Linked DNA regions of Mus musculus: all the other regions are linked to region 5. Evidence: chromatin loops called from intact Hi-C (ENCODE). Cell type or tissue: heart. All regions are shown on one strand. Region 1 overlaps Igf1r (insulin-like growth factor I receptor). Region 2 holds the start of 4833412C05Rik (RIKEN cDNA 4833412C05 gene). Region 3 overlaps Fam169b (family with sequence similarity 169, member B). Region 4 overlaps 4833412C05Rik (RIKEN cDNA 4833412C05 gene). Region 5 overlaps Fam169b (family with sequence similarity 169, member B).

The links. A loop is a pair of places that touch in the nucleus more often than their neighbours do. Peaks named below come from ENCODE experiments on the same cell type or tissue, not always from the same donor. Only the 100,000 strongest peaks of a DNase experiment are listed, where the experiment ranks them.
Region 1: it touches region 5 in a loop (4-fold over the local background); 2 of 42 quality-filtered maps call a loop at or near these places.
Region 2: a loop joins it to region 5, with 5 times the contacts of the local background. A loop is called at or near these places in 15 of 42 quality-filtered maps.
Region 3: it touches region 5 in a loop (4-fold over the local background); 7 of 42 quality-filtered maps call a loop at or near these places.
Region 4: a loop joins it to region 5, with 7 times the contacts of the local background. A loop is called at or near these places in 23 of 42 quality-filtered maps.

Annotation. Positions count from the first base shown.
Region 1 is chr7:68,126,984-68,131,983 of GRCm38, forward strand. All of the region lies in intron 2 of Igf1r (insulin-like growth factor I receptor), which reads left to right. Among named protein-coding and RNA genes, the nearest start is that of Gm51488, 7.7 kb to the right of the region's middle. In heart, CTCF peaks have their summits at 909, 2,025 and 3,073; DNase peaks (open chromatin) are centred at 1,128, 1,428, 2,318 and 3,128; H3K4me3 peaks cover 2,259 bases; H3K27ac peaks cover 3,857 bases.
Region 2 is chr7:67,801,190-67,806,189 of GRCm38, forward strand. 4833412C05Rik (RIKEN cDNA 4833412C05 gene) reads right to left here and starts at 2,307. Exons shown (of 3, transcript NR_045954.1): 1 at 2,176-2,307. Gm34350 (a long non-coding RNA gene) reads left to right here and starts at 2,000. Exons shown (of 3, transcript XR_391567.3): 1 at 2,000-2,171. In heart, no CTCF peak of the experiment used is centred here; a DNase peak (open chromatin) is centred at 2,512; H3K4me3 peaks cover 1,315 bases; H3K27ac peaks cover 3,135 bases.
Region 3 is chr7:68,300,838-68,305,837 of GRCm38, forward strand. Fam169b (family with sequence similarity 169, member B) reads left to right here. Exons shown (of 9, transcript NM_001374636.1): 2 at 1-126; 3 at 3,715-3,814. Among named protein-coding and RNA genes, the nearest start is that of Gm16157, 27 kb to the left of the region's middle. In heart, a CTCF peak has its summit at 1,937 (motif pointing left); a DNase peak (open chromatin) is centred at 1,934; H3K4me3 peaks cover 787 bases.
Region 4 is chr7:67,786,742-67,791,741 of GRCm38, forward strand. All of the region lies in intron 1 of 4833412C05Rik (RIKEN cDNA 4833412C05 gene), which reads right to left. Among named protein-coding and RNA genes, the nearest start is that of Gm34350, 14 kb to the right of the region's middle. In heart, a CTCF peak has its summit at 2,138 (motif pointing right); a DNase peak (open chromatin) is centred at 2,150; H3K27ac peaks cover 288 bases.
Region 5 is chr7:68,355,476-68,360,475 of GRCm38, forward strand. It overlaps Fam169b (family with sequence similarity 169, member B), which reads left to right. Exons shown (of 9, transcript NM_001374636.1): 8 at 2,710-2,813. Among named protein-coding and RNA genes, the nearest start is that of Gm16158, 4.8 kb to the left of the region's middle. In heart, no CTCF peak of the experiment used is centred here; a DNase peak (open chromatin) is centred at 2,161; H3K27me3 peaks cover 1,129 bases.

The sequences.
Region 1 (5,000 bases), 230 kb before region 5:
GATGTCACATGAGGGCGTAAGCAGAGACTGAGCCCCAGCTGTGGAACCCCACAATTCTTAGAACACTGGATATGGCTGTATGGCGGACAGACTAAACTGTGAGCAAGTCAGTGACTGGTCAGATAGAAAAGGAGATGACAGTTCAGTGTCATGGTGGAAAGGAATCGGGGATGTGCAGAGTTGATAGCATAAGAGCCAGGAGGAGATCTCTGATTGAGATGGAGGGGGGAGTAAGAATCCACCTCAGAGACAGAGGCCTTCAGACAGAAAGCAGGGGGAGACCATCACAGCCACAAACGGAGCATGGCGCTGCTTCACCCCTACAGATGGCAATGGGTTGGTTATGCAGATGTACAGGTGATACCACTTCTGAAATTTTGCCTCTCCGCTCTTCCTTTACCAACAAACCATGCTAGTTCTAGTTTTGTAGCTAATTCTGGCCAGAGAAGTAAGAACGGAAAGAGACCTCTCTGCTCTTGGTACACAGTGTAGTTGGTGGGAGGTTGTGAAAGGTATGCCAAGAGAGGAAGTGATTTTAGGCAGAGTGGAAATTTGCCAAGTAGAGAAAACAGAGTTGTTGACCCAGCAGAGAAAACACATTAATTGCACGTGTGTAAGGAAAGATTTTCAGGGGTAGGCATACTCAGGATGCTAGGGAAGAATCCTAGAAATATTTGGCAAGTTTGCAGCGGGCACTTTAGTAGAAGCCCATCTCCACTGAAGACCCAAATCTGAAGATAATACCATTCCAGGCCTCAGGAAGTTCAGGGTCTTAACGTAGGAGTGGAGTCTAAATACAGCATTAAAGCCCTATCAGAGACTTAGTGCTAAGAAAACAAATTTCAGTCTTCTGCAAGAAGTGGGGTAGCTGGGCCAGGGAGAACGGTGGAGAACAGTGGCCTCTCCTGGGCAGGCAGAGGTAAAGTCTAGAAAGCATAAAAACCAACGTTGAGTAAAATGATGTGTGTGGTCTGGGCAGGGACCTGGGAACAGAACAAAGTGTCCAGAGGGAGGGTGCCTACAATGAAAGTAGCTACTGGTTTGGGGTCTGATGCCAGGCTGCAAGGACCAAGGAAAGCCTAAATCCATGTTTTATACAGCAAAGGTGACTTGGGGTGAACATTTACTGGGGTTGCTTGTGGCAGGCTCCATAGGAGATAGCAGAGGTGAGGGACTAGAATGGCAAAGGAGAATGCCAGGTGGCCAGTTTGCACTGTTATCTCCTATAAAGTACCCGTTATCGATATATCGTGATACCGATATATCTTGATTGTGAAAAGTGACAACGTGGTCTCTGTATATTCAACAAGCATTGAAGTGGAGAGAGCCGGCTTGGCTGGCCTCCTGGTCCCCTTTTACATTGAGGAGGCTTGCTCAGGATAGCGACTTGTGAGCATGTTTATGTGCGGGGTGAGCAGAGCCCCCCATCCTAAGAGCAGATGGTTTCCTCCGCCTGGGGTCCTGTAAGGATGGTGAAGCTGGAGTGAGGGAATGGGAGATTCAAGTGAGACTGCCAGAAATACTATGGGCAAGGCAAGTTAACCGCTTATTTCTTATCAAGTGGTCCCAACGCCGTCATGTGTTGTTTCTTTTTGTGTATGTTCTCCATCCCAGCTGCTCCCAATAGGCTCAGAGCTCCTAAAACTTGCTATCAAAAGATGTAGCTGTGTGTCTGGTGCACCAGCATGCCATTAATGGCGTATTGTATAGTGCAACAATTTTAGTGTGTGATTTAAAGCAACTTTCGTAAAAGACAATTTTAAATTTTTATTCGACGGTGAGGAAGGGGCTTCTGGACAAAAGCGACTAAATCGGTTATCATTCCATTGGAGACTTCGTCAGCCATACAAGAAGTGAAAATGATGGAAACAAAACCTTTGAGGTTCTGCACAAAACAAAAAAACGATGTGTGGCTTAAAGTCAGCAGTTCTGGCTCGGGGGGGGGGGGGGGGGGGCTCCAAACGACGCCTCCAGGTGCTGACTTTTGGGGCCACCCCCTTCCTGCCCTCCCCGCTGTGGCAGCCAGGATTCCTTTTGTCTCGGGTGCTTCCCCACCCCGCCCTGCCAGCCAGAGGGAGCTGGCACCGGGCGCCCTCCCCACCGCCCCTGGACCAAGGTTGTTTACTACTTTCTACTCGGAATAACACGCCAATCACCAGGGCCCGCCCTCTCTCTCAGCCAATCAGTTTGTTGGGAAATTCCACCTTTCCTAAGGGCCCAACCAGCGATTGGCTGCAGGACTTGTCAGTCAAGCTGGCATCCCGCAAGGATGCAGCTGGAGTATTAGGGACGCGATCACCAGAGCCGAGGAGGAGTAACCTTCCCATAAACAAGATGGGGGGCCCCCCAAGAAAGCACGGATTGGGGTGGGGAGCTGAAGCTCAGCCCAACCCCGGGGCCCCACCGGAGTGAAGAGGGCCGAGCGCAGAGCCGGGGAATCCCTCCCTCCGCCTCCCGCCCTTGCTGCAGTTGTAAACACGCTTCCCTCCATGTCTGTTTTTCTTTCTCTAACCGTGGCCATTACAGGCTGCTGTTTACAAAAATCCTGCAGGGCAGTGCTGTTCTCTAGGATCCTGTCCTCCATTCACCTTGCCTCAGGACCCCTTTTCAGGCTTTTTTTTTTTTTTTTTTTAATTTTCTCCCCGCTGCTAGGCACAAACTGAAGGAAGCTATTGGGTCGTGCAAGCTTGTTTTCCTTTTATTGCAGCACGCAAAGCAAGTCACGCTGTAGCAGCAGCACCATTTCCCAGGAGAACAGGCTGGCTGGCCATTAAGAGCACCGCGCAGCCTAAACAGGCGTAGCTCTAGAAGGACTGGCTGGGTTTTTGTTGTTGTTATTATTATTACTGGTCTGAGTCAAGCTGGATGCTATTTTGATTCTGCATTTTCTTCCAAAATTCGTCTTGAAATCTATCCCCACTTACAGGTTTGGGATTTACACCACCACCCGGCGCACGCCCCTTTTCATAAAGGCAGTATTGTGTTGAACTAAATGTTTTTCTACCTTCTCTGATCTGAATCAGGTTTCCCATTTCTAGCAGCACAATGTAGTTGTATTCTGTGTGGTAGGGGCGTAGTGGACATGAATTATTTGCGACAGGGTTGCCTGGAAGATACGGAGTGGAATTTGCGTGGCACGGAACAGTTCCCAGTGCCCAAGGTTTCTGTTACTCTGGCTCCAAGCAGGAAGCGCAGGCAATATGGCAAAACACAGCACGTGGCATCCCATTCAAAAACGCTCTTTTCTAGAAGCTGGTATTGCAGAGGATATCCGATCTTGACTAGTTTCACCACCACCACCACCCCTTTCACAAGCAGAAAGAAAAACTAATGTACGGAAATTTGGTGTAGATATTTAGTAGGAAGCTTTGTTAAGTGTAAAGGCAAGGTTTGGAAGTTCTGGCGAGAAGCTGAAGGACCTTGTGGGCACGCTTTACAGGATTTAAGGTTGTAGGAATTGTAACCCCCACATGGGAGGCCACGGACCTCTGGGCTCCTCTAGACTTAACACCCTGCAAAGTTACTGAGCTACAGAGCCCTGGAGGATCTTAGGGTTGATGCTGAGGGAGAAAGGAAGGTTGCTGCAGGTAGGAATGTGGGTGGCCCTAGCATGTTCTGGCCAGGATTGGATTTCCAGGAGTAGCTTCTATGGCTACCTGTGTGAGTTTGTGGAAGACTCCAGTCTTAAGTTATGAAAGCCTGGTTAGGATCTCAGTGGATGGTTGGTCTTTTTTCCTACTTACTCATTTGTTTGATCCCAAGCCCCAAACCACCCCCCCCCCTTTACACACACAAGCAGCTTTCCCCAAAATGACCAAGTTAGTATGTAACACGCTACCGTTATATACTGAGCTGTCGTCAGGATTTGAGTGGAGGTGGCTGTGTCGCTTGTAGTAAGGGGAGGTTACGAAGGCCACAGCTGGGGCAGAGTTCTGCCTCAGGGCTACAAAGTTCCTGGCATCATTACCCCACCTTATGAAGTTACAAACTGGGCAAGGGGTTGAAGGCAGAAAGAGACCGTAATGAAGAATGTTGTGATGATGTGTGTACCAGCTCCTGTCCCTTATTAGCTGCCTCATCCAGGCCAAGTAAGTTCACCTCCGTTAGCCTCCTTGTCCACTGCCTGAAAGGAAAGCCGTGATGTCTGTGTATGGCTGTGAGGGCTCAATGACCTTTGTCATGCAGTGGGCTTGGTACCAGCCTGGGACTCCTGACAAATGTGTCTTACCCCTTCTTTTTTCCGTGACCCTTCCCTCAAACCTCCCGCTTGCTCAGGGCTCATCTTTTCCTGGTGATTTGTGTTAACCGTTCCTCCCTGGCCAAGTCAGCCTGTTAATTTTTCCATGCCAACAGCTTCCGAGTGCCAGGAAGTCACGTCTGAATAGCCAAAGTATGTTTTCCTGTAGGAGAGTGCCAGCGTGCCAAGTGGCACGTCCTCAGTTGAGCATGCAGAGCTGGGGGGGAGGGGGAGGGGTGGTGAGACCTAGCTGTACTTCCCGCCATGTCTTCAGATAACTTTTTGAATCACGAGTGAAGTCTTGACTTAATCCCCTGGCTTTCATAAGCAGGGCAGAGCAGTGGCCCCGGCCTGGCTCTCAGTTCTTCTTGACCTGATTTCACCCTGCCACCTCTGCCTGTGTCTCCCACCACATCAGTACACACATGGTATGTGTGCGTACCACAGTGCTACCTGGCTCCTGTGGTGAGGATCTGAGGTCTCTCTCCAGTTGGGGAAATGGCCTCCTTGATGCCATTTGCTAGAGCACTTCCTCAAGCTGACCTCTCCATATTCTGTCCCAGTAGTACCTTTGTTCTTCTCAGTCCTGTCTCTGCTTAAGGGACAGTGGCGTCCTCTTGTGATGGATCCTTCTGTGATTCCTGTGGTTGACTGACTTTTCTTCCCACAGAAAGTAGTAGTTTTCTCTGCACTCTAGGCCAGAGTGAAAGCTGTCTGTCTGTCTCTCTTCCCTCTCAGTAGAATTCTGATGCCTGGAATTCAG
Region 2 (5,000 bases), 550 kb before region 5:
ATTGTGTTGAGATGTGGATATGTGTTTTCTCTGGAGGGGGTTGGCTGGCATGCCCTACACAGGGAGACACCAGAGAATGACTCATCAGCCCAACAGCACCAACCTTTCAAGCCTCAGGAATCTCTTGAGCTGGTGGCTAAGTGATTGACAGATGAAAATCAGCCGTGACAGGGATGTTTTCAGCAGGGGCAGTAGATGCTAGGATACAGGGCTTTTCCTGTTGGCATGCAGATTAAGTACCAGCCAGTACATCACTAGGTACATGGCTCTGGCTTTAGCCAGCTGATTTCACTGGACACCAGGAGTCTCAGGTAAAGGATCCAAAAGGCAGTGACAAGCCAGGATCTGCCACTGCAGCAGCATCTGGATACATTGGCAACATCTGTGGGAGCAGGGAACGGTGCTCAGGGGTGCTGGAACCAGCTGCTATTTCCTAGTATCTCTGACTAGGTCTTCCTTCAGCTTGATTTCCTTTGTTTCCTGCCCAGTTTTTAAAGCCTCTTCTGCCTTCTTGTCAGTTCCAAACTGTCCCTTTCTGCCCTGCTAGCCAGAACCAGTTCCTACTAAGAGTCTCTGCCTTGTAGAGATGCTTAATTATTTGATAGTACATCTGGACATAGAGAACCCTCCCATTTTGCTTCCTTAAGACGAAGGGCTATGCTCATTTGCATAGTAAACCTATATGGAGTACCTACAGGCTGTGTGCTATGGCAGACCTAGTGTCAGGACATGTAGCTGACTAGGAAAAGCATGTCTCTGTCCTTGGGAACTTATTGAACTAAAAGAAGGCCAACATCAAACAACTAATTATGGAATTAATTCTTCACTGGGTCCTCCCATCAGCACTGGGTGACGCCAAACTATAGGTAAATATTTGAATCCCACAGAGGATACAAAGGAAACATGGAAACCGGAGACACCGCTCATGTCTCCCTTCCAAAGTCATCAGTTCAGCTGGCAATAGAGCCGAGAGCTTATGTAACTAAGAAACCATCCCACGCAAGTTCCCACACCAGAGGGACACGGGGGTCGTTAGTGTCCAATTCGGGGGATCAGGGAAGACTTTGTGGGGGATTTATTCACGGCCTTGACAGTGGATCACAAAGAGCTCAGCAATGAAGGAAGAAAGCATCCCTGTAAAATTAGCCACCTAAAGTTCCGCCACCCACCAAGGCCCACAGTTTAGTGCTGCCATGAGTCCCCTCTGAACAGCCACAGGACAAGATCCACTTATACACGCTGTTGACTCCCTGCTGTGTCCATTTAACAGTGTGTGGTGGATATTTGGCCTCTGACAATTATTCCTAGTCTACATCCCATTTAAGCAGCCAAAGACGATTCCATTACATGGGTGTACAGTAAACGAATCAAATCCCTATTAATGAACATTTAGGGTTTGGGTCAAGGGTATATACACTCTGGAACCCCAAGGCCTGAGCCTGAATCCAGTTAGTGACCTGGCTGGGTGGTAGGAGGAAGGCTGTGTTTCTGAAGGCGTGGTCCTTCCCCGTAGCAGAGGTACCTGCAGATGGTAATGATGTGGGATATTCAGAACAGTGGTTAGCACCCAGGGAGCGCTCAATCAAGGCTCGGATCGGACAGGCTATAAGCACTCTGTCATCCTGACCAAAGTGTTGGTTTGCTCCCCTCTGTTTCATCACTCAAAACACCCAAAGTGCACACAGTCAAAAAGCACATACATGAGCGCAATCATCTAGTCACCACTGTGATCGGTAAGAGGTAGTGAACGAGGAGAGCCTCTGACTCCTTCCTGGAACCCATCAGGACCCTCCCGTTATCCACAAACCATCTAGTGAGGTTTCTTGATTTGCCTTCTGGGTGGCCTTCTGGAATCTAAAGCAAGAGGAGCATTCATAACAAGTCAAGTCAGACGCTTTCACTACGATTTCAAGGAGGGGAAGCTGGAGTCGAGGCCATGTTTGAAAATATAGGTCAAATCTTGGTTTCTGTGGTTACTGAACACTGTCAGCCACTGTGACTCCCTCTGTGTGGGTGATGCCAAGGTTCAGAGGTCTGACAGCCCTGTCTAGCTCCTCTACAAGTGTCACCTCTCTCGCCCCTCCCCAAGGTCTGAGGCTTCTCTCAGCCCTACTGACCCCCAGGCCCGAGGGTCCTGAGCTTGGGCAACACCCAGGAGTAAGCTACTGCAGGTACCTTGCTCTTCATGCCTGAGGTTGGGGGCGGGGTGCTGGGACTGCTGCTGCTGAAGTTCGGGATGTCTCCATACCCCTGCAGTTCTACCCACTAGTCTGCTGCTGCATGTGGGGACTGCCGGGGAGCAGGGAGGAGGCCATGTGGGGAGGGAACAATGTAGTGGGTTGTTTAGCTGACTGTCAGCCTCGTTCTGGGATCCTCCTTTCCACGCCCCTTGGCTTAACCGCCACAGGCACAGCTCACAGAGGCAAGAGCCCCCTTATTTGGTCTTGGAAAGAAAGGGGAAAGGTTATCCTCGGATGCCTGCGGCGTTGGGTCATCAGCCCGCAGTTGCTGGCCCGCACCCGCGGGTGCAGTTCAGTCTCCCACCGGCAGGTGGCGGCACCGCGCAGGGTCTGGGGAGATGGCCAGCTGGTAAACAACCCGCAGGATCCAATGCCCTAGGGTGGGGACCCGCCCGGATGGGGGTGGGCGCCTTATGAGTCCGCACGTGGACAGTGATGCGGAGGGAGAAGCTAAGCTTCAGAGGAAGGGAATGGGGAGGAAAGAGCCCAATACCTTGTTTGTGGGAGAGTCAAGCTTCCCGAATTGCTCTGGCTGTAGGGTGTGACTTTGCCTTGATGGATTTCACGTGAGCGGCTGGAGAGTGCGCTGTGCCAGGCGGGAATCTGCTTCAAAGTCACCCACGCGGGTTCAGGGGACTCGAATCTCTGGATGTGTGTCAGTAAGGCACCGTGTGGGGCTCTGCACCAGCTGGGAGATTCGCTTTCTTGCCCATCCTTTTTCCTCTCAATCTCCTCTCTACCCCCCCCCCCCCGCCTCCTCCTTGCTCTTCCTGCCTCTCCGTGAGCCTGGGGGTGTGAAGCGACCCACTTTCCTCCTTGTGGCCCGAAGAGTTTTTAAGTTCGAACCGCCACGTGGCTGGTTCCTTTCCTACACCTTCCTGCAAGAGAACAATTGCCACCATTTTATCTTGAGGTTAGAAAGGCTCTGGTCACCCCAACAGTAATGGACAATGCTGGTTCCCCAAAGCCAATGTTTGTTTCAGTGATTGAGAACTGCCACACACACACACACACACACACACACACACACACACACACACACACACACACGCACGCACGCACGCACGCCCCCCACCCCCACCCTTGCCGCCGCCCCTTCCAGTGACTCCTCCAGGTAAAGCCCAGGGGTATCACAGGGAGCTGGCAGGGCATAGTGGCCTCCCAACACTTTAACACTTGCCTTTCATCCCAGCACTCAGGAAGCAGGGGGCTTAGTGAGTTTGAGCCTAGAGGGCCAGTCAGGGCTATATAATTACATTCTGTCTCAAAACAAAAACAAAAACAAAAACAAAACGCCAAGATTTGGGCTGTAGTGGTTAAGAACACTTGCAGCTCTTGTAGGTGACCCAGGCTGGATTCCCAGCATACACAAGGTGATTCTCCACCATCTGCAACTCCAGTTCCAAGCGATGTCTTCTTCCAATCGCCTCAGGTGCCAAGCATGCATGTGGTGCCCATACATACATGGAGGCAAAGCATAAAATGGGTAAATTGCATTCAAAACAGAGCACAGAGACGTTTTAAAGATGGATCAACAGTAGACCCTCTTCCTGGACTTTCACTGACCTCCAAAATGGCTCCTAGGTGGTCAGTCTGCAGCACCGGTTCTTGTTGCTTGGTTGTTGATGGCTCCAAAGAGAAGCCGACAAGTCTAAGCTCTTCCCCATCTGCCTCCTGACAGGGACCCTAATGACCTCCCACTTTGGGTTTCTTCACCTGGGAAGACATCAGTTTTCTGAGTCACACAATTATGGACAACTTTTGAAAATTATTGGGGTGACAGGTTCATGCTTGCCTTACATCCTACGGTACCTGGTTGCATTTCTTTGTATGTGTTGCATGTATATATGTGGGGACATGTTCTAGTGGAGGGCAGTGGACAAGTTCAGTTTCCTTTCTCAGGCGCTGCCCACCTATATTCCCTTAGGTTGATCAGCAAGCCCCAGCAGTCTGTCTGTCTGTCCCCCAGTGCTGGGATTATACAGCAATCTCACACATTGAGATTTTCCTTCTTCCTCTTCTGCTTCTTCCCCTTCCTCTCTTTTATCTTAAAGTCTGTGCGAACAAGATTAAATCCAAGGAACATCTTTATTTTCCGTGAGACAGTTTTGAAGCTGTTCCTATTAATTTGGGTGGGTTCCTGGTTTCTAAGAATTCACTCAGCATGCCACATAGTAAGTGCGTGCGTGTGTGGGGAGTTCCCGAAAGGCTATCCAGGAACAGGCTGCTCCACAGTCTTTGTTTTATTGGTTACAGTCATTCAAAACTCCACTGATAGCCAGATGGTTCACCAAACCTCCAATTGCACAGGCTCGTGACTGCCTTCAGTGGCCTCTGTGGCATTTCTGTTTTATGTCACAGGAGGTCAGCCTGGCTCTCCTTGAAGGATCCTCTGCTCCTCTCTGGAGCCAGCTTGAATGACAGCACTCTCACTGGCTGTCTAGGTTGGTTGTGACATCCCAGAACCCAGTCCCTATATCAGGAGCAGTTGTGGTTTGCCTGCACCATGACAGCATGGCTTGTCCCTTCCTATGTGTGCCGGCCAACTCAAGTGTTGGCTTGTTCTGCTCTTCATTCTGAGGTTGATCCCACCATAAGCTAGTCCTCAAGTCTTGATTTGGTTCTGTTCGGTTGCCTGGATTCTGCCCTCTGTGCATGCCTTGAGGTAGGTTGAATTACCATCCTCTTAAGGATGATCCTTGTTTGGAAGGGCAGTGGTGCCCAGTGATGAACTTGGCGCGTGGGGGATGGGGGGTGGGG
Region 3 (5,000 bases), 55 kb before region 5:
TACCCTGTGGACATCCTGGAGGATGACGCGGAGGGCTATCAGGCAGCAGCCGAGGCTTACTATGAGATGCTCAGGGAAGGAGCCCAGACCTCAGCAGAGGTTATCTCCCTTTCCACTGGGGAGCAGGTATGTTTAACTTTTCTTAGAGGAGGGCTCTGCCCAATCTAACTTAGAAAGAGAGATGTCATAGAAACAACATCTCAGATTTAGAAGAACAAAGACCAACACACTGATTAAACGAAACTTCTGGAGGGAATACGAAAGAATTCGTATAAAGGTACTTACCCGAACTCCCCCGCCCCCCAGCTCTATAAATAAAGACCCAGAAATTCTTTATATATTTTAAAGCTTAGGCTTTTAACTTGGGCTCTTTCCCAGCTATTCTAACCTGACTAATTCTGGCCTACGTCCTACCGCATAGCCAGGTCTACATCTCTTGTTCTCTGAATTCTCCATCCACCACCACATCTGGCTGAATCTCTCGCTTCTGATTTCCTCTCCCAGAGCCCTTTCTCTGCCCGGAAGTTCCGCCCTCCGCTTCCTGCTTTACTATTGGCTGGCAGATCTTTGTTAAAGCCAATCAGCAGGTACAGAAGGATGAATATTTATTAATTATCAGACTGGTGATGGGCCATTCAAGGAAACCCTTCACTAGAAATCTGAAGTTCTGAGTGTGGATCTAGCAGGACTGGCCGTGGGGTGGGATGTAAGCCAGAATTAGTCAGGTTAGCATAGCTGGGACTGAGCCCAAGTTAAAGGCTTAAGCTTTAAAATGTGTAAGAGTTTCCGTGTCTTTATTTATATTGTTGGTGGGTCCAGTTGGTGAGCTGTGGGCCAGATAACCTGTGGGAATCCCATTTCTATCACGGACGAGCTCGGTTCTCAAGGGTTTTCTCCTCTCTTATCTTGATGTTCTCACTGAATTCAGGGCATTGCACCACTTTCCTTGTGGGGCTGGCATGAGGATTAAATGAGCTTGTGTATGCTCAGCTGAATCTCAGTTTCTTCATTTTAAAGGGAGGGAGTAGCTCATGTCTGCCCTCCAAGGTTTGATTCAGTTCTGACATTTGACGTGGAGTGAAGCTGTGTCACTTACAATATTTTTGTGTTGCTGAGGTTCTGTGCATTGTGAATAGGTTCTGCAAGAGGACACACAGAAAACTAGAAATTTTATTCGTTGGGATTGTGGCAAGATTTAAAAATATGTGTTATGTGTGTGCCTGCGTATGTACACATGCATGAATCTCGAGGACAACCTCAGAGTGCATTTATATACAATATACAATCCGATTTGTGTTTTGAGACAAGGTCTCTCACTATTTCCCCAGCGCATCTTATCTGTCCTTTTTTGTTTGTTTGTTTTTGTTTTTTGAGACAAGGTTTCTCTGTATAGCCCTGGCTGTCCTGGAACTCACTTTTTAGACCAGGGTGGCCTCGAACTCAGAAATCCACCTGCCTCTGCCTCCCAAGTGCTAGGATTAAAGGCGTGCGCCACCACTGCCCAGCTGTGGTTTGTTTTTTGTTTTTTGTTTGGTTTTTCGTTACCTGTCTTTTTGTGTATGCTATGGTGGGAGTAAACTCAGGCCCTCCTGCTTACCAAGTTTGCACTTCCCTGGCTGTGCCCTCTTCCAACCCCGACTGTCTAAGACTGTTTTCCTCACAGTAGGCAGTATCCACATTTGTTTTAAGTGTGGATCATTTCACTCCTGCCAGAAATGGTTGTGATCTGGCTGGCAGGCAGAGCTAGTAGAGGGACGTCTTTTTGTACCAGAGTTAACGAAAACAGCGGCATATGCAGTTATAAACCATGGCTTCCTTGAGATTTTGGAGGTCCGGAGCTAACAGGCAAGTCCCTCTTAGAAGAATACCCCTCCAGTGGGGGACCTCAAGCTGTTGAGCCCCAGTGGGCGCTTGCTGACCTTGTGTGCTCTTAGCGCCCCCTAGTGGTGATGTAGGAGAAAGACACAGGGCTCCATCGGACACTGATCGCTGGGTGCTGGTGGCCAGGGGGAGCTTGAGAGATGCAAGAAGAGCTGTGTCCCCAGGTTTTTTCGTTTGTTTGTTTGTTTTTGGACACAGCTTCCACAATCTGCTGTTACAACACTCATACTTATGAATAACTTAGGAAAATAAACCCCAACGTGCAGCATGCTCATCGAAGGGATAAGGCTAAGGTTACTAACAGAAACAGAAAGTTGCTGACATGAAGATGTTTGAAGGTGAGATGACATGCCAACATGACTTCTTCCTTCCTCCTTTCCTAAAGAGAAGGGAGCTAGGTGAAACCCATTATTTGGATCTCTACTATTTAGCAGTGAGTAGGGACACAGGGGCAGGGACAGGGGCAGGGAGCAGGGTGCTATTTGGCACACTGAATCCTGCTCACCAGGAGTGAGCCTCCTCGCAGCCGACACGGCAGGGACTTTTGCTATCCAAAGATTCTCTGGCTGAAAGGAACGACGAGGAAGTGGTTTGAGGAGGCAACATGTCTTGACTTTCTTTGTTTCACAATTAATTTTTTTCTTGTCTTGACGTTGCATTTAAAATACTTGCTGATTTTTTTTTTTCTGGTTTAAAAAACGCACATGTTCATTTGTATGGTGTTTAAGGGCTACAACGAAAGACGGAGGGAGCAAAGCCATGTGGGGTTAACTGCTAAAAACATGTTAATGTGTTTCTTTATTTTTACATTTTTCCTTTCCACGTGCATTTTTATTTATTTATTTATTTGTTTATTTATTTATTTATTTATTTATTTTTTGAGCCAGGGTTTTGCTGTGTAGCCCAGACTGGCTCAAGAACTTGCAATCTTCCTTCCCCATCATTTCAAATGCTGAGATTTTTGCCTGCTTTAAAAAACCTGGGATAGGTCACTCCGAAAAAAAGAGGGAGGTCCCAAGATAGTTGCCAGTCCTTACCACCCCCCACGCCCCCACCCCCACCCCCCGGGATTTGCCAGGAAACAGTTCTCTATAACGGTGGTGGTCCGCTGTAAACTTTTTACAAGAACCTGCCTGCCTGGCCCAGCTGCACATTCTTCTCTAATTTTCCTATAGTCTCAGTTTTCAAAACAAAGTTGGTCATGGAATGTATTGGCCTTCTTGTGTCAGGAGCTGGGAGCAGAGGGTTGGATGTTTACAAAGAGGGCCTTAGATGTGGCCCTCAGAGGTGATCTGTTTCCTCCCGATGACTAGCAAAACCTCCTGGGACTGAGTCTTTGGGCTTAAGGACAGGACTGAGCCTGGAGGGCTCAGACAGAGGACACATTTTCAAGGCTGCTTTCAGAGCTGGTACCAGGGTCACAGACAGCAGGAACATCTATGGGGGGGGGGTACAGCCTGGGCTCAATCTACTCCAGGCTACCAGGGCTCTCGAGAAGATGAGAACGGCACCATAGTTGTCTGTGTGAGGTGGAGTGAGGCTGTCAGCCTTGCAGGTTGAGGTCTATGGAGGTCCAGGATGGAGAAGGAGTCAGAGAGAGAGAGAGAAAGAGAGAGAGAGAGAGAGAGAAAGAGAGAAAGAGAGAGAGAGAGAGAGAACGCAAGACCATATCCAGGGTGGCTAAAGCTTTCTTCTCTGCTCTTCCTGCATCCTGCTAACAGGGCTCCTTCTGTGAGCACTTGGCTGAGTAATTGCAAGTCATTCCCCTGCCTCAGTGACGTGAGAGAGCAGAACAGTAATTTCATTTGCCTTTTTTTTTTTTTTTTTTTTTAGGTCAGACTTGAGACTTCATCTCTTTGTTTTTGCACGATATACCGTGATGAACCTCAACATAAAATACTGGGTTTGGTTAATCCCCAGGACACAAAGACAGGTTGGTAGCTTTTTTTTTTTTTAATTGATTTGTTCATTTATGAGCATTGGTGTTTTACCTGCATGTCTGCCTGTGTGAGGGAGTCAGAGTCCCTGGAACTGGAGTTACAGACAGTTGTGAGATGCTATGTGGGTGCTAGGAATTGAACCTGGTGTCCTCTGGAAGAGCAGCTAGTGCTCTTAATAGAGTCAACTCTCCAGCCCCGTGCTGGTAGTTATTAATGGATATGGTGTCTATGACCAAGCTGCACATAGAGCCTGATTTTGTTGTTGTTGTAGTTTTGTTTTGTTTTTTTGTTTGTTTTGAGACAGCGCTTCTGTGTATCCCTCACTATCCTGGAACTTGAAATATAGACCAGGCTGGTCCCAAAACCAACAGAGATCTGCTTGCCTTTGCCTCCCAAGTGCTGGGATTAAAGATACATGCCACTACTGCCCAGTGAACCCTGGATTTTAAAAACGGGAATCTTGATTTTGTGGTATACAATATATGGGGATTTTCAATGTCTAGGGATGCAGCGGTCCATTCTTATTTATCTCTTTTGAGACATGAATCATTTTGCATATCTCTGACCACAGTCCCTACCCAGAGCTGCTTTGGGGCTCACTCTTGCTATTCCCATTAACAGACGTTCCAGAGCTGTGGGCACTGGCTAGGACACTATTGGGACATTCCCATGACCTTGTGGAATGAAAGGGCCATTTTCTTCTCCAAATGTAACAAACAAGGGCCTCACACTGCTCAAGTGACTTGCCAAAGGCCTTCAGCTAGAGCACGGAAGGGCTCGGTTTTTGCAGAGTGACAGTTGGGTGGGGGTCGTTTCTGACGGCGACAGTTTGGTCTGTGACTCATTTACCCTCTCTCAAATTATGGAGAGACTATCTGTGGCAGGTTTCTGCTTCATGGAGTGAGTCCTCTGGAGAGAGACGTAAGCATAGTCAATTGTGCCTTAGGCAGAGGCATGGAGACTGCTGGCAAGCGAGCCTTGTTGGGCCAGGCGGTGGTGGCGCACGCCTTTATTGATCCCAGCACTTGGGAGACAGAGGCAGGCTGATTTCTGAGTTCAAGGCCAGCCTGGTCTATAGAGTTCCAGGACAGCCAGAGCTATACAGAAAAACTCTGTCTTGGAAAAACAAAACAAAACAAAACAAAAAACCAAAGCAAACCAAACCAACCAACCAAACAA
Region 4 (5,000 bases), 570 kb before region 5:
AATAAGAGAAATAACTTCCTCCTTTGTTCTGACTTCTACATACCTACCACAGTATATGTGTGTGCATGCACATGTTACACACACACACACACACACACACACATGCACACACATACAAAGTAAGTAAATGTAATAAAAAGATACATTTCAAAAAATTCAAAATTAAAGGGCTAGAGTGATGACCCAACAGTCAAGAGAATCTAGAGAATGCCTAGTTCCCCCACCCCCACATCGGACAGCTCAAACTGCCCACAGCCCCAGCTCAGGAAAATCTGATGACTCCTGCCTCTGTGGGTACTTGATCTCTCGTGTGCAGACACACCTAGATGTAATTTAAAAATAAAAATAAATCTTTTTTAAAAAGCAAGTGACCCTCCTTAGAAGTGGGAACAAAACACCCTTGGAAGGAGTTACAGAGACAAAGTTTGGAGCTGAGATGAAAGGATGGACCATGTAGAGACTGCCATATCCAGGGATCCACCCCATAATCAGCATCCAAATGCTGACACCATTGCATACACTAGCAAGATTTTATCGAAAGGACCCAGATGTAGCTGTCTCTTGTGAGACTATGCGGGGGCCTAGCAAACACAGAAGTGGATGCTCACAGTCAGCTAATGGATGGATCACAGGGCTCCCAATGGAGGAGCTAGAGAAAGTACCCAAGGAGCTAAAGGGATCTGCAACCCTATAGGTGGAACAACATTATGAACTAACCAGTACCCCGGAGCTCTTGACTCTAGCTGCATATGTATCAAAAGATGGCCTAGTCGGCCATCACTGCAAAGAGAGGCCCATTGGACACGCAAACTTTATATGCCCCAGTACAGGGGAATGCCAGGGTCAAAAAGGGTGAGTGGGTGGGTAGGGGAGTGGGAGTGGGTGGGTATGGGGGACTTTTGGTATAGCATTGGAAATGTAAATGAGCTAAATACCTAATAAAAAATTAAAAAAAAAAAGAACATAAAAAAAAAAGCAAGTGAAAGGTAATGTTATAGACTCCTAATAAAATTCATCTAAATAGAATCTATTGTGTAGTCAGGTCAGGACTAAGTGATTCATTGTGTGCAGTTAGCTTTCTCACTACTGTGTTAAGATACCCAGCTAAAGCAACAGAGGGGAGGGGAGATGTATTTCAATTCACACTTTAAGGGGTACAGGCATCAGGCAGCCATCCATCAGTTCTAGACACCAGACTGGAGTGGTGGAAACCTGAAGCATGAGTTCCTTACAGCCCTGTAGGTCAAGAAGCTGTGTGCTATACCTCTATAGCTCTGCCCAGATGTAGCTCTGCCCAGATGTAGCTCTGCCCAGATGGTACTTGGTCCTATGCCAACTAGACCTCTGGCTGTAAAAGTTCCAGAGCCAACGTAAGTTGCACCACTGTCTGAGGACTGAGTCATACAAGGAGGGTGGGACAGGGGTCCACATTTTACATTCAAACCATAACACACAGCGATTCTCATGGTGTGTTATATACAATGATCCAGTGTTTCATGGAACCAGTCATCAAAGGTCCCCATGGCAGATATGTTTAGCTAAAGCACATGTTTGACACTCCAAGGAGTCAAACTTCAAGTTTGTGCTTGCCAACAATCTAGTATTATGTATATTGGTCCCATTTTTAAAGATGAAAGAAAAAGAAAAAGAGGAAGGGAGGGAGGGAGGAGGGAGGGAGGGAGGATATCAAAACCATGCATTGTGGCACACACCTATAATTCTAGCAATGAGTGGGCGGTAGGGGAGGGTCTGGTGGAGGCAAGACTATCAGGAACTCAGGAACAGCCCAGGACACATGAGATCTTGTCTGAAAATAAAAGTTGGGGGAGAGAGAAGGGAGAAGAAATCAGCACACACAGTATCTCACAGAAACACACGAGACTGCCTGACACTTTCTTTGTTTTAATCAACTGCTTTGGTTGCAAAGATCGCAGCTCACAAGCACGACCCATTGCAATTCCCAGGAATTCCGACTTAGTTGGTATGCGGGTGTAGCCTTGGCATCAGACTTTTACAAGCTCCCTGAGACGTTATAATGTGAAGCAAAGCCTAAGAATTATTGGCATAAATAACTTTGGTCTGAAGGCCACTTTTGGCAAATAACCCCCGAAAGCTGTTTTTGCAATTCTCTCTCAGGCCACTAGATGGCGGATTGTCCACACGATAGCATTTCAATACCAGGTGTTTTCCAATAACTGTTCCGTGGGCAAGCAGGAAGCTAGGAGAGAGAGCAGAGCAGATTCCAGAGCAAGTATTCTGCAGGCTTGGCCTCACCGCGTTGGCTGGCATCAAGTTCTGAGGGGCCCACAAAGGTGAAAGGAAAGGTACAAACCCATCGGATTGTTTTAACCCTGGCTTTTTCTGCGGTCAAAGCGAGACGGTTCCTTTCTTCTTCCTGGCCTACATCTTTTTCTTGGGTGTAAATTACAGCAAGGCGTTCTTTATGGAAAGGCCGCACCCTTTATTCGGAGTGAGGCTTTTTGGAAACCTTTTAATTAAAAGTAGCTAGTTCGCCTTGTTGCAAATAGGCAAGAGGCACTATGTATTTATCGCTGACTTTGGCTCATCCGGGAATCAAACTCGGGGCCTCTTGCAAGCTAAGTGAATCGCTCTACCACCGAGCAACACGCCCAGCCTCAGAAGAGCAATATTTAAACCCTATTTATAGATTCAGATTAGTGTGGGAGTAAATGGGGCGGGTAGGAGAAAATTGTGAAATCAAGAAGATTTCTGTCACCCTAACACACAAGAGTGTGATTTTTCCGGAAAACAAGCACCTCTGGGCTTAATTTTTCTCCCTTTGATCTGAAAATAAACACCAGCCTCCACACTTCTTGGTCGTGCACTGTTGGTTCATTAAAGAGCCATCTGCTGATTCCCTGTAAGAACTCAACATGCAACGATTATGGGCAAAGTCCAGAGAAACAACTTCAAGACAATTTTTGTATAAAAATTAGCTCTAAAACGAAGCGTAATCACTCTATCGGTGTTTCTGCCATTTGGATTTTTTTTCCCCATCGAAATTTATAACATATTCATTTTGGCAGATTGTGTAACTTCTGTATTCTGAAGTCAGAGCACTCCTGACTGATGTAGGCTCCATCTCCAAGCCGGAGAGCAACAAGCAGGACACGAGACAATCTTCATGGCTGTCTGTTCACTGGTTAGCCTGAACCTTAAGGCCTGGTGGACCTTTCTACCAAAATCCAATTAGACAGGATTCTCCAGAGAAAACAGAACCAGTAGAATGTGAATAATTAATTGATTGCAAGGATTGGATAATGGATTTATGGAAGCTGAGGAGTCCACAAGGCCGTAAGCAAATTGGAGACTCAAGCCGGCTGCTGGTGCGGGTTCCGTCAGGAAAACCAGCAAGGCTAAGCTTCAGCCTAGCTCCAATCAGTGGGTGATGGCTGGGTGGTGAGTTAGCTCCCTCTTGCTCAGGTCAAGTCACCAATGCACTGGTTGGCAACCCAATAGCATTGTCCCAATGTCTGCCACAGAATTCTAGTTCCCTGGGATGTTAATAAAGGCAAGTTGCTACCAAAAGTCCCAGTGTCAAATAAGTCTGGAATTTCCTGGGTGAGACTGTTAAACAAAAGCCTTTTCCCGTAGGACTTTCTCAGAGCCTCGAGGTCACACAAAAGAGGGTGATGCTTTGCAAAGCTTTCCAAACTTACCATGTTGCTCAGTGTTTCGATGCTGCAATAAAATAATTGAAAGAAAGACTTAAGGAAGGGAGAATTCTCTCTGGCTACTGGACCCAGTTTTAACTCACAGTTGGATGGTTCTGTTGTTTGGGGGCCCATCACAAAGCAGGGAACAGTAGAAGACAGTGGATCTCCTTGTAGTATTCAGGAAGCAGAGAGTAACACAGAAAGCCACTCTCAGAAGGTATGTCCCCAACACCCCACTTCCTCCAGCAGGACCATTTTCTGCAGTCTACCATTTCCTTATGAGTTATTAAAACTCCGAGTCTATGCACAGATGAAACCACCCAGTAGGTCACAGCCCTTAGGCTCTGCTTGTCTCTGAGCCCTTTGCAAACACACCCAGGAGTGAGAGCTACAAATCTCATAGGTGCATATCAGTCTAATCAAGTTGACCAGACTAACCATCACACTCATGTGACACAATTCCTTGTTCAACTTTCAGCGCCCCTTCTCCAGATACTGGCCTTGTGGCTTTATCAAGAACTTCTGAGCAGAGAATGTCTTTAGCCTGATTTTGTACCTAGCCCCCAGCTTGGGAATGTAAAATGCACGGAGTCAAGTGATGTTTGAAGGTCAGTTAAAAGCAATGGCAAACCACAGATGAAAACGCAACAGAAAGACGGTGAGGCTATAAAATCAAGTGTGAGCAAGACTAGCTGGAGTCTGTCTACCACAGCACATTCGGCCACTGCCTCTGAGGTCCAAACGATGCCAAATGGACTTTGGGGACCTCAGACTGGAACCTGGGCTTTCACCATGCTAGATGCTCCAGTGAGCAGAAGAGAGACTCATTTCTCCTAAGAGACAGGGTGAATGCTGTGCCTGCCGTGTCCTGTCCCTTGCTCCTCCACCATGCAGGTGCAGGTGCTTTCAAGGCTCCCGTTGGCTATGGTACTTCTGTCTGCTTCACCAGCTCTGAGAGCAGCCCACAGGCCCTCTAGAGTTGAAGTCTGTGAGTGCTAATGCTAATCAGCAACTTGACAGACTTTAGAAGCTCCTGAAAGACCAGCGGGTGAGAATGCCCGAGGGGATTGTCTTGATTACATCAGCTGTAGAAAGACCACTCCTTGGGTATGCATCCCAGACTGTACAGAAAGGAGAGAGTGGAGTCAGGGAGATAGCTCAGTGGTTAAAGCGCTTCCCACACACGTGTGCAGATCTGAGTCCGGATCCCTAGAAAGCTTTGTAAATACCTGGCCTGCCTGTAATCCCAGCCTTAGAAGGTGGATGCAAAAGATGCTCAGAGCAACCTGCCTACCGAGAGGAGCCTTATCTGGGAGCTGTTGA
Region 5 (5,000 bases):
TAGGCTGCCTTTCTAGGTGGGTGACTGCCTTAACTCAGGAGGTGACAGGCAAGTGCCTGAGACCTTATTGATGATAATAGTGTTGGGTCTTGCCTTAACGGCACCCTTCAGCTGTAAGGCTTAATGGCTCCTTACAGATATTAATGAGGTGAAGGAGTGCCAGGGAAGGAGCTGGGCAGAGCTGTGACTGTGATCCAAATGATGCAGTTAAATGACTTGCCCTGTGGCACTGTGTTAGGAGGGAAGGGAAGCCAGCCTGTGCCCCTGGCCATCCGAATACGTTTATAACAGAGCTTCACAAATGAGGGTCCAGCTACACAGTCTCTTGGCTGGGAGTGGAAAAAGTGCATGCATATTGGAATGTGAAAATTGCCTGGCCAGAGGGTCTGGGTGGGGAGGAGGCGGTTTTGGCCTAATTGGGGAGATGACTTCCTCCCGGAGAATTCCCCCGGGGTTTATTTCAAGAGTTGGGAGTCTGTGTGGTCTGGTCAGGGGAAGCTGATCTGGAAATCAGATGCTAATCCACTCTGAGAGTTACCAACTCCTACTCTCAAATAGCAAAGGAGAGGACCAGAGTCCTTTGCAGGAAGAGTCATTCTTGTAATTAGCTTATAATTAGATTACTCAGACTCCGTAGTTTTTGAGAGAAAAAAAAACTAAAGGGTCTTTTCATTCTTTAAATCTTGGCTTGTTTCCAGCGTCACCCTCAGGGCTCCCAGGCAGTACGGTGCAGTGGTTAGGCCTTCAGCCACCTCACTGATGTCTGCAGGGGTTTTCCCAGCTGGTAAGCAGGGGCTACAGGACATAATCAGAAATCGGCACTGATGCTGGGCAGGGTCTGCTTCTAATCGGCTTCCCTCTTCGTTGCAGATCACCAGCTAGAATTTTTCACAGGTCTTGAATGTTCCAGAACGTTCTTTACCTTGGGCGTCTTACCATGCCACTTAGTTTTAATCTTCAGTTAGCCAGTGATCCCTAGAGTTCCTTTTTCAAAATTTTGAACGTATTTTCTGCGTTCTAACTCTCGCTCTCCCGTATTTCTGTTATTTTGGAGCAGTGGTTCTCAACTTTCCTAACGCTGCGGCCCTTAAATCCAGTTTCTCACGCTGTGGTGACCCCCAACCGTAAAATTATTTTCGTTGCTGCTTTGTAACTGTAATTTGCTCCTCTTGTGAATCATAATGTAAATATATGATACATAGGATATCTGATATGAGACCCCTGTAAAAGAGATGTCCACCTCCAAAGGGGTCATGACTGACGGGATGAGAAGCGATGTTTTAGAGGGCCTCTACCACTCTGTGTGTAGGGAAATGAAACCGGAACCAGAGGTTCTCCCTCTTCCCCACTCATGGCTTCTGAGTTTGGAAAAGTCATGAGTGAGCCCGTTTTAAAGGGAGAGTCACTGGGCTCTGTGTGGAAGCTTGAGTGGGTGTGTAGTGAAGTGGCTCCATTTGTGGGCTGGGTCTTTTTAAAGTTTGCATAGCCCTGGCTGTTGATAACATCTGTGGCTTGTAATGACCCTGGAAATTGTTAGATTTTTTTTTTCAGACCCTTTGAGAGAGGAGTTTGTGGGAAATGCCTCCCCCCTTCCCTGCTCTCAGTTACATGGGAGACCTTTGAAACTTGACCGATAGCACCATAGTTCCCTCTGATGTGATTTCCCAGTCAGTCTGTACATGCCTACAGTCTCTTTACTGGAGGGGATGAAATTGAATATCTCAACAAGGAAAAAAAATTTTTTTGCAGGAAAAAAATGTTGCTGGAGGTGGGAAATCAAAAGTTTTTCCCTTTGAAGTTTCACATTTTAATTTTCTTTTTCTAGATGAATTTATCACGTTCACTTTGTCATCCATGGGAAAAATGCTTTCCTTCCACTTATGAAAAACCCAAACCAACCAAACAAACAAAAAAAAACCTCTGGATGGATCATGTACATAGATCGAAATGTGGGAAGGGAGTTCTGCTTTTCTAAAGTCAGAGGGCCAGAAAACTGGAGTCCGAGTCTTGTTGCAGCTTGTTCTCATTAGCTGTACATTACATAGTACAACAACAACAGCAATTTTATGGTGATCCAGTATGCCTGGGAATGTGGCGAGCCTAAATAACCTGCTTGAGTTTTTACTGTGAAGAGAGTTTTGTCGAGTGCTGTTTTGGGCAGGTTTTATGGTTCCCTCTAGTGGCCATTGTTATGCACTGCAGTCCTGAAATGGAGCCGGCTCTTACCGATGTACCTGAATGTCTGGTTCCCCAGATACGCATCATTCCAATTAGTGTATCAAAAGTCATGGGACATTAATTGGTTAGAAATGAAATGCAAGTAAACATTTGATTTTTGCTAACATGAGTTGTCTCACAGCACACAAAAATATAAAGGACGGTGGGAACTTGAGAATATATTCATTTACTCCACCCACCCACCCATGTATTCTTTCATTATTTCATTTGATAACAGTTTACGGTGCAGGCAGGCACTTTCTTAGGCATTAGATAGTAAGTAGACAAGGCTGGTGAGGCACGCTGAACACTCTCCTAGCTGAGCTACATCCCCACCACTGAATTGCCTACCCCTTTATGTCCCCTGACACCTTGCAGCTGTCCTCAGAGGAGACCAGTGTAGCAAAGATCAAAGTGGAGATCATGAGAATGAAGTGGGGCCTCAGCATCGATGTGTGGGGAGGGGTTCGCTTATCCTGTTCTCTTGTTTAGGGAGCACCGTGCACCCTAAATGTTCTGAAGAGGACACGGACACTCCCGGGCAGGCTTCTCAGGAGGATGGACCCACACAGTTTAATCATGGAGAAAGCCACAAGGTACAGTAGCAATCTACCATTCCACTGCCTTTCCGTGTCCTCAGCAATCATCTTGCCTTTCTTAGTGACTGCCTCGCAGCTCCCAGCTCCTTGGACACCTGGGCTCTAGGCTCCTCCCTAGCAGTGGACCATACGGATGTTGATTGGTGCTTAAAAGCTTCCCAGTCTCGGGGATAGAGGGATGAGATAAGAAGAGATCTTTATAATTAGGCATTTCGTTTTGGTAATTTCATCTCTCAGACAGACAAGCACTCATGAAGTCGGAAGGAAACTAGGAGTCTGACCCTCATATGGTTAGAGAATTAGTGAAAGATCTGAGTCTTAAATCTGGCTGCAGACCAGCATCTCACGTAGAACAAAAGCAAAGCAAATCTACCTTGCTCTTTTCCCGATGCCTTCCCAGTCTGCTGCTGACAGGAGAATGAAGTTGGGTGTTTGCATCCTCCGGCATGATGGGGGTCTTGAGGGGAAATCAGGTCACCAAGTCTTTCTTAGTAGCTTGGTGCTCAATATTTGATAAGATTTGGTGTTTTCCCTGAAGCCAGCCCGTATGCATACTGGGTGATCGCTCTGAAATCCTTAAAGGGTCAACTCTAAAACCTAACTCTTGTCCGTGTGAAGGAACATGGCTCATTCTGTTAAGCAGTGATTTCTGGGATAGGAGACTCCACAGAAGCAGAAGATAGTCCCGTAAGTCTCGGGTCGTCTTTGAAAGCTGTACATGGGTAAAAAGAAAAAAGTTGGCCCTTTCAGAGGAAGCAGCTGGAGTCTGGAGTATTTGAAGGGGTGTGTATGTGTGTGTGTGTGTGTGTGTGTGTGTGTGTGTGTGTGTGTATTGTGCATATGTGTGTATGTGTGTGTGTGGTATATGTGTATGTATGTATGTGTGTATGTATGTGTGTGTATATGTGTGTGTATGAATGTGTGTATGTATGTGTGTGTGTGTGGTGTGTGTATGAATGTGTGTGTGTGAATGTGTATGTGTGTATATATGTGTGTATGTGTGTATATGTGTGTGTGTATGAATGTGAGTGTGAATGTGTATATATGTGTGTGTATGAATGTGTGTATGTGTATGAATGTGTGTGTATGTGTGTGTATATATAAGTGTGTGTGTATGTGTGTATGTATGTGTGTGTATATATGTGTGTGAGTGTGAATGTGTGTATGAATGTGTGTGACTGTGAATGTGTGTGTGTGTGTGTATGTGTATGTGTGTGTGCATGTATGGCTGCACACTCAAAGGCAGAATGCCAACTTAAAAAAATACATTGGCATATATCAACCATATTCACTGAGTTCTATTATGACACTTCCTACTTGTGTATAATGTATTTTCACCACAGTCATTGCCCTGTTACCCTCTAATTCCCCCCTCCCCCTCCCATTGACCCTCTCTCTTCTCCTTACCTCTTCCTGCTATACCACTGAAGAAAACATCTTACCTCTTTCTTCAATCAGTATCTGTCTATAAGTCCTCAGGGAGGGATATAGTATATATTAAATATATTTTTATATATAAATAAATATATTTTTTAAGTTCCCTTTTCTCAAGACAGGGTCTCTCTGTATAGACCAGCTTGGCCTTGAATTCACAGAGATCCACCCGTCTCTGCCTCCTTGGAGCTGGGATTAGAGGTGTGCACTGCCATGTTTGGCTACTCGATGGTACTCTAACAGGCACATCATGTCCATTTCATAAAGCAACAGTAGTTGCTTCCCTACAGGGGGCCTGCGACCCACCCTGGCCACTGGCTTTCGAGCAGGCTTACACTGCAAGGTGTGGATTTCTCTCTGTAGGGCCAGCCTCACGTGCAGCCATAAGTTTGGCTGTAGCAAACTTGGGACAATTCTATCAGTGGCTCTGTCCTGCCTTACCTGTGAGTGACAATGGGTGCCGAGGACAGTCCATGACAGCCTGTGCCGCTTGTGCTTTCTCGCAGCATGGGGGCTGACCAGCAAGGGAAGAAGCCCCCAGTTGCAGCTTGATCCCCCTTTGTCTTTTAGCCAGCAGTAGGACCTTGTCTTGTAGTTCTGGTGGGCAACTGGTCACAGTGCGGTGGCCTGTTCTGGAGCCTCTGGTGCGTCCCTGTCCTGTATCTCACAGGGAAGTAGCCCAACACTGTCATTTGGGTTCTCATTTAGTAACCTGTAGCTTCTGCGAGGAGCTTCACTCTAGCACACGGG